2 separate regions of the Mus musculus genome follow, and region 1 is linked to region 2. The links are chromatin contacts, found by Hi-C or POLR2A ChIA-PET in ENCODE. All regions are on one chromosome and are shown on one strand. The core of a region is the stretch at or near the end of the contact, and the rest is flanking DNA. Distances in the headings are between cores, read along the strand shown. Region 1 holds the start of Olfr95 (olfactory receptor 95). Region 2 holds the start of H2-M10.6 (histocompatibility 2, M region locus 10.6).

The links. Hi-C counts contacts between places; a loop is a spot of excess contacts on that map. ChIA-PET counts read pairs that join two places held with the same protein, here RNA polymerase II (POLR2A).
Region 1: a map of v-Abl transformed pro-B cells shows a loop between it and region 2 (3-fold over the local background). The contact joins the promoter of Olfr95 here to the promoter of H2-M10.6 in region 2. A Hi-C loop is called at or near these places in 2 of 37 maps with a recorded cell type or tissue (mouse embryonic stem cell and v-Abl transformed pro-B cells). POLR2A ChIA-PET finds 5 or more read pairs at or near these places in 1 of 5 experiments (embryonic stem cell).

Annotation. Positions count from the first base shown.
Region 1 is chr17:37,210,333-37,214,794 of GRCm38, reverse strand. Olfr95 (olfactory receptor 95) reads left to right here and starts at 2,944. Exons shown (of 1, transcript NM_146513.1): 1 at 2,944-3,882. The coding sequence starts at 2,944. The coding sequence ends at 3,882.
Region 2 is chr17:36,810,339-36,814,369 of GRCm38, reverse strand. H2-M10.6 (histocompatibility 2, M region locus 10.6) reads right to left here and starts at 2,195. Exons shown (of 6, transcript NM_201611.2): 1 at 2,124-2,195; 2 at 1,615-1,884; 3 at 1,109-1,384; 4 at 286-561; 5 at 57-159. The coding sequence starts at 2,193. The coding sequence ends at 59.

The sequences.
Region 1 (4,462 bases), core at 1,695-4,194, 400 kb before region 2:
TTTATGTGTGTGGTGCTATCTCACAGTCAGTACAGATTGTAACTCAGAAAGTCATGAACAGCAAAAGCTCTAACACCAAAATCCTAAAAGGTCAAATCTCTAAAGCTAACATCCCTGAAAGTCGTAAACATCATTATATTTCAAGTAACTACAGATATCAAGCTCTGTGCACACAACTGCCAGCCATATCGCTATGTTTACAGACTTTGCTTATTGACTAATGTCTGTAACAATATACATTCGTAAGTGTTATACCTATGTGAGCTTCGTGAACGTACTTGAGCTGAGTGCTATCCATGCAAAAAAATTGTATGTTTTGCCTAACTTGTGAGATAAAGTAATCTGTTTTCCAATGTTTTATGTTCCTTAAATAGATACTCCTTTGAAAATGTAAATAAATGATTTTAAAGTAATTTTTAAAATACTTTCAGAATTACATTTTAGAGATTTAAACTTTTGTGATTATGACATTCAAAACTGTCTTCTGAGACAGTGGTACAAACTCCTTACTGGACATCACCTGTGTAGTCCTTTTCTGCTTGGGAAAACAGCCATTGATCAAGGCAGGTTCTCCCTTCTGCAACATGGCTCCCTCAGCAGGAGGGTTTCCTTTTAGTCTCTCAGGGCCTGATTCTCCCAGCACATTCTTCTCTCAAATTAGGGAAGCCTTCTACAACTCTTATGAGTTAAGGCACTCTAAAAGCAGAATTTTATGTAGGCTATATCTGTCAATATTTATCACATTGTAAAGTAAAATTGCTGAAGCCCAGCATGATGGTGAATGCCTGTATTCCCAACATTTTGCAAGGTGGAGGTTTTGACCAGGGAAGAATTCAGGGTCGTGCTCAGATATATAAAGAATTTGGAGGCAGCCTGGGCCACTTGAGACAGAATGAGAAAGGAAGGAGTTAGGGATAAAAGAGATAAATGGAGTAAGAGAGAAAAGAAAGGAAGAGAAAGATGGCTGGAGGAATCTAGTATTCTGCAAAAGTATAGTTTAAGGGGAGGTTTGTAATCAGGGCAGCAAACACTGGCAAAGAGGTTCCCTGTCCTTGGCTTGGTCAGTGGGATAGTGGTGGTGAACTGTTTTAAAAGAGTTAAGGGTAGCCTGGTCTACATAATGAGCTCTAGGCTAACTAGAGCCTCAATGAGATCCTGTCTCAATAAATAAATGAAAATAAAATAAAGTAAAACACCGTAGACAAAAAAAAAATCAACTTCTGACCTCTATGTGTAGACACATGAACACATAAACACACGTACACTCATACACTATAAAATCATTATTGAACAATATCAATGAATAATGTATTAATAATAAGTAGAATTACTGGCTTTGTAGATGTAGTGACATCTACAATGATGGAAAGAAGAAAATAATGAGGGGAAAAATAAAAACGGCTGACCAAGGAGCATATATGAGAGCTAAGAGAGAAACCCATAACCCTTGAAATTGTCTGCAGAAGGTTCTCCCAGGCCGTCCTGAGATCCCTGCCACCTAAGGAACAGACTCCAAAATAACATTAATTAGTTGTGTGAGGCTCTCCCAATTGTAAAGCAGATTGTACTGGGAGACTCAGGTCCTCAGAGACATAAGGAAAATCCTCCTGCTGAGGGACCCATGTTGCAGAGGGTGAAAAATTAAGGCAGTTACCAGGCACCACCTGCTTTTATCAATGGCTATTTTTCCAAGTAGGAAAACATTATACAGAAGATGTACAGGAAAACACAGGGAGATCCCGGATAAAATAAAGCAGGGACTGACCTGCAGCAGACCTAGTGTGTGGGTGGGCTCATGATTCTAATGTGAGCATTTATAATTTTGCACACCATTTGAATTTATGTATCTGCTAAAGTTTATCTTTTTAGTTGTGTATATTTTATTGTATATAGTGACTTTCATGTTATTTGTAATGATGTTTGTGTATGTACATAATATATGGTACATTTGTGACCTTGAATGAACCTGGCTTCTGAGATTATTAATTTACTCTTCTTTGCTTAGATTTAGAAGTGCAACATGTTAGTGTTTGCATCTCTTGTCTTGTGTACAGGGTCTGGGCATTCTGTATGTATCATGATATAAAAGGATGAGTCTGAGAAGCACCAAGATGAGGAGATGAGCAACTGAAGGAGGCCTTGTATTCCACTGCATTTTTATTACAGAGCTCTTCACTCATATAACCAGCTAATAGCTTTATTTCCTGCAGCTGCCTGAAAGAGCTGATTATTTTGAGTCTTCCCTGCCAAACTGTGAGCTCTATTTGAGGTAAGATAATAGCAAATAAAAAGACGCTTCTGGAAGATGGGAAAGAATGGATCAAAGAAGAGAATCACTGAGAGGAAGAAAGAAATATTGGAGAATAAAAAGATAACGAGTTTAGAGAAAGAACAGGACAGAAAATGCCCTGATTTGGAATAGGATTTTTTTTTCCTGCTCTGAGTGTGAATCAAATGTCCATTCATTGGGGAAGGAAATGTCCACCCCAGCCAAGACAGGAAATGGTGAAGCATGAAAAAGCTGGATATAGTGGTGACTTATGGTAATTCCAGTGCTCTGGAAGCTGAGGCAAGAGGATCGAGGTGAATTGCAGACCAGTGTGGAATATAGTGAATGCTGGGCCTTCCTGGAATATAATTGAAACCTAAGGGAGAGAGAGAGAGAGAGAGAGAGAGAGAGAGAGAGAGAGAGAGAGAGAGAGAGAGAGACTAAGCCAGAGAAGAAGAGTCTGAATTCAGTGTGTACTTCTGAGAATGAGGATAGTACAAAAAGACCAGAAACAAATATCCATCCAGGGTTCCTAGGATGACCTGGGTATAACATGGGCTTGTGCCTGGACATCTCAGTTCTAAGCCTTGATAGCCTAAGAAAAAAGGAGTACCCAGGCAGACACAGTGGTGGCTCTTCTCCACCCCTCTCTCTTGACCAAAGGCTGAAGCAAGATGGGCACCAACTCCTCTCTGGTTACTGAGTTCGTGCTGGTGGGCTTCTCACGTCTGGTCCACCTGCAGGGCATCCTCTTCTCCCTGTTCTTGACCGTCTACCTGCTCACTGTGGCAGGCAATCTCCTCATCGTGGCGCTAGTCTCCACAGATGCAGCGTTGCAGTCTCCCATGTACTTCTTCCTCCGCATCCTCTCAGCCCTGGAGATCTGCTACACGTCGGTCACAGTCCCCTTGCTGCTGCACCATCTGCTCACTGGCCGGCGCCACATCTCGCGCTCTGGCTGCGCTCTGCAAATGTTCTTTTTCCTTTTCTTTGGTGCCACCGAGTGCTGCCTGCTGGCTGCCATGGCCTATGACCGCTATGCTGCGATCTGCGAGCCCCTGCGCTACCAGGTGCTGCTCAGCCGCAGGGTTTGTGTGCAGCTCGCGGGCGCCGCGTGGTCTTGCGGGGCTCTAGTGGGGCTGGGCCACACCTCCTTCATCTTCTCCTTGCCCTTCTGTGGCCCCAACGCTGTCCCTCACTTCTTCTGTGAGATCCAGCCGGTGCTGCAGTTGGTGTGTGGAGACACCTCGCTCAACGAGCTGCAGATTATCCTGGCTGCCGCCCTTATCATCTTGTGCCCCTTTGGCCTCATTCTTAGCTCCTACGGACGGATCCTGGTCACCATTTTCCGCATCCCATCCGCTGCTGGTCGCCGCAAAGCCTTCTCCACCTGTTCCTCCCACCTGGTAGTGGTGTCTCTCTTCTATGGTACTGCCATCTTTATCTATATCCGCCCTAAGGCCAGCTATGACCCAACCACGGACCCCCTGCTGTCCCTCTTCTATGCTGTGATCACCCCCATCCTCAATCCTGTCATCTACAGCCTGAGGAATGCAGACGTCAAGGCCGCCCTAAAAAGAAGCATCCAGAAAATGGGGCCCTCCGAGATTTGACAAAGGGTGGGAGGTGACTCTTGAACAGAATTCCGTGTTCCACATTACCAAGGATCAAAGGAGAGAAGACCTGGAACACAGACTTACCTTAAAGAGCTATTGACTCCCTCAACATTCACTCATCTATTCTGTCTTCTGTTACAAAGGGTTGATTTTGCCAAAGTAAATTGGCCCAGAGGTGGTGGCAGTGCATGCCTTAAATTCCAGAAGTCCAGAGGCAAAGGCTAGGAGAAAATCACACACACACACACACACACACACACACACACACGACTATGGAGGTGATAAAATTTTCACCTATATACAGAGCAATAGTCCTGAACGTTATCTGGCATTGAGACATAGGGTTACTTCCAGACTGTATACTAATTCAGTATTAGTATACAGTTATATATAGCTAGCACACATAAGTAGATCCATAGAGGAGGAGGAGGAGGAGGAAGAGGAGGAGGAAGAGGAAGAGGAGGAGGAAGAGGAGGAAGAGGAGGAAGAGGAGGAAGGGGAGGAAGGGGAGGAGGAGGAGGAGTAGGAGGAGGAGGAGGAGGAGGAGGAGGAGGAGGAGGGTAATCTGTCCCTAGTA
Region 2 (4,031 bases), core at 946-3,445:
AGCTTGGTCTGCAGATCTGTAGAGAGACAAGTATTCAGACACTGCCCCTTTCTTACCTTTAATTCTTCCATACCAGAAAAATCACCACAGTTCCCACCACCAAAGCTCCAAGAACCAGGCCGATGAGAATTGCTATGATGGGGATGGTGTGTGGAGGCTCTGAGGATGGAAAAGAAGGAAGAGTGAGGAGTCTGACCCTAGCTCTCAACCCTGATCCTGCTCTGGTTCATCAAAGAGCTCACACAATTCCTGACAGCAGTGTGTGTGCTCACACCCACTCCTTACCCCATTTCAGAGTGAGTGGCCCAGGTAACCCTTCATGGTTGACATGACATGTGTATCTCAGCTCTTCTCCAGGAGGAACCACCACAGCTGCCCACTTCTGGAAGGTTCCATCCCCTGCAGGCCTGGTGTCTGGCAGCTCCATGTCCTGGGTGTGGTTTTTTCCATCCCTCTTCCAGGTCATGGTGATGTCAGCTGGGTAGAAACCCAGGGCCCAGCACCTCAGGGTGACATTCCCTTCAGGTCTTACATGGTGGGTCACATGTGTTCGGGGGGCATCTGAGGGGAACAATTGGAAAATTCATGTGTTTTGTACTCCTCCGGGGGCCTGAGCAGTGCTCATGGGACCATCTCTGGAAAGGATGGGAGACTTGGATGAGGGAGGGAGCAGAGTCCACACAGAAGCCTAAACTCAGGTTCTGGGTGAGCTATTGTTTGGAATATTTTACAATAACCATGAACCAACTCAGCGCAGGTAACTCTGGGTCTCCCTCTAGACAAATAGACTTCTGATTCTGACTGGGGAAGGGGTCTAAGGACTCAGCAACCCTGGAGTCAGACATTCAATGTCATCGTGCATGGACAGTGATCAGGCCTGAGATGGAAGGCAACTGCTGTTAATGGACACACTGAACTGTCCTGGGAGAAGGGTGAATCCTCTGGAGAGTCCCTCTCTCATGTTGAGTCAGGAAACCAAGGAGCTCTCTTTCCCCTTTGATGCAAGACAGTGTAAGCATTCCAGCTGCTCCCTGCTGAGGAGGAGGCCTCAGGGAGGCAGGATCTCCAATCTCAGAAACCAGAAGGGGTTGGCAAGGGTGTCTCTTACCAGAGTGCAGCAAGGTCTTCTTTCCAAGGTCCAGGCATCTAAGAAGCCTTTCCACGCATTCCCCTAGCAGGTAAGTCCTCCAACTTTCTGTCATGCCTCCTTGCTCCTGGTATGTCTTGAATTTTTCACCTACTTCACCCTCTGCAGTCCAAGAGTTCAGGTCCTCATTCAGGATTAAGGAATCATATCCATAGTATGTGAGCCGGTAGTGACCTTCGAGGAAGCTCCCATCATTTGCCACGTTGCAGCCATACACTTCCTGCAGGGTGTGATAACCTGCCCCACCCCCATTCAGCCTTTGGTCACTATGAGGCTTCTCTTACATCCTAGGATTTTGTCCCCAACTAAACCCCTAACCAGGTAACAGTCTGTAGTTCTCTGGCTCTAAAGTCACCAGGTCCCTTTGGCTATGGCTGTATCTATGACTTGGGGACCTAGAGTGGAGCTTATTGGGTCAGACCATTAGGGCACTGAGGACTTATGGCCTCAGCCCTGAGATCACTTACCATTATTCTTGTCTTTATTTGCAGACATCATGTACTTAAGAATTCGTCTTCCTGACAGTGAGAAGCTCAGGGCTTTTGCTGTCTCTTTCTCCCAATATTCAGGTGGCTCCTGCTTCATCCAAGCAGCCCGAGGTTGCATCCTTGCATTTGGTTCTTTGCTGTCGAATCCCTGAAACTGTATGGAGTCTACGTATCCGACCTGGATGAACCGGGCCTCCAACATGCCAGGCTCCAAAATCACAATGTTGAAAATCTGCAGCCAGTGTGAGCCTGCGGGTGGTGCACATTGAGACCCTGACTTTTCAGCCTGGACCCAGAGCAGGTTGGTAGAGAGTAGAACAGGAGTGATTGTGTGTTTGTGGACCTGGGGTGCAGGAGAGGGTCAGGGGTGATCCAGCTCAGAGATCAGGGAGGGTCTGATTATTCAAGGAAGAAAGTGGAGAGGTGAGGATTTCAAGTGCTGTGTCCTGTTCCCTAAAAGGCCAGTTCCCTCCATGCCTCTCACCCACCTGCACAATACTGGGTCAGGTCTATTGCCATCAACAGGAGGAGGAGGTCCCAGGGTCCAGGCTTCCTCATCCTCTCTGATAAGTAGGGCTTCAATCAGGCTTGGTATCTCTTCACTTTATAACCTGCTGTGGCTGATGCTGATTGGCTTCTCATAGATTTCCCAAAGGTAGTGATTTAGACCTGATGGGGTGGGTCTTGGAGAGACCAACTCCTGGGTGTGGGGGATGTCTAGGGTACTGCTTCCCCACTTTGCACCTGTTATACAGCTTTGTGTTCTGGCATCAGTGTCTAAGAACAAGTCTGTCCTCTGGTCCAAGTTTCAAATCCTTGAGTCCTAGCCCAGAGGCCTGTAAGTCAGCAATTGTCAAACATTTCAATGTTAGAAACTCTGTACATGCTTACACATCGTGTAGCCTTCTGTGGTGACTGTGCTTGTGTGGATTATGTCAATCCATGTCTATCATGGTAGGAATTAGATGTTTTGAGAGTTTTGATTCCATTCAGATATTGATAACTAATTGCATGTAAGCTGAATAAAGGAGAAAGAACTGTTTTCCAAAAGGAAATGAAGATGTCAGCAGAGCCTTTTAGATATTTACCATTTCTGGGAGTCCTTATTTTCATCTTCCCTCCCACAGATCATAGAATTTTGTGTCTTCCTTTTAGCAGGTTGTTTTTGTTTTTGTTTTTTTTAATTTGAAACATAGAAAAATTCAGTTTCACAGATATATTTTAGGAGAAACAATTTTATTACTCACTTTTATTTGTATGTATATTTGTGTGTTTCTGGGTGTATGCAAAGAACAGGTACTCGAAGGTTCCAGAAGAGGTAGTGAGAAACCCTGCATCTGGAGTTAAGGAACAGAACTGCCAGATTCAAATGCTGGGAAATCAACTGTGGTCATCTGCAAAGCAGCAAGGTCCTTCATATCAGTTTTCTTTGAAAACAGTATCTCAGTTTGGAGCCCTGGCTGACCTGGAAGTGGTTATGTAGACCAGGCTGGCCTAGCGCTTAGACATCCATCTGTTACTGGCTCCAAATTGCTAGGAATAAAAGTAATTTGCCAACCATTTGGATTAATTGTAAATTTTCCTCATTGATAAGTCACTAAATGGGCACAGGTGGCACTTTCCTTCCTCAAGGTTGTCCACACTGAGGACATCAAACATCCCTGAATTCTTCATTATTGGCTGCATTCATATCCATAGGAGAATCTTGCACACTGAATGTTAATGAATGTCATTTTGAAGTAAGACGTTCTTTGACTAAGTCCTTTCAGTACAAATTGTCAAAAACTCAGTTATTAATATGGCCACATATTTTCCATAGAAAACGTTGAAAACATTAATCAGGCCCTAAGTTGATGGTGAAGAATTCCAGTACTCAAAAACCCTAATGCTATCTTGGGAGCTAAGATATTATCTTTATTATAGTCAACTGGAGAAGGGATCAATTGGTGATGAATGGACTTTTTGTTTTATGTTGTGGGAGGAACAATACATTTCTAACCATATTGGCATGGAGTTCAGGCTGGGCAGGAAGAAGAACTCTATCATCCCTGTGTGGCAGCAGATACAGGTTCAACATTTTGGAGAAATAGTTGTTCCTTAGGCAGGTCCTTTTTTCAGCTATCTGGAATGAGATCCACTACAAATAAATGAGGATCATCTAGACTGGCTGCTGTACAGTTCTGTGAAGTGTGTAAGAACCTCTGTTCATGTCACTTCCAGTGATGTGACTCTGAGTTCAGTCCTGGATGATAACAATTCAATCCTGGTTGGAGGCTCTGGGGCCAGGGTTGGGAATGCTGCTCTGAGATGTCAGGTTGCAGCATTCTGCAGCCTATGATTTGCCTGGAGGTGAGGTTTTCCTTTTGGGAGTCTTGGAACAAGCTTGAGCGATTCCC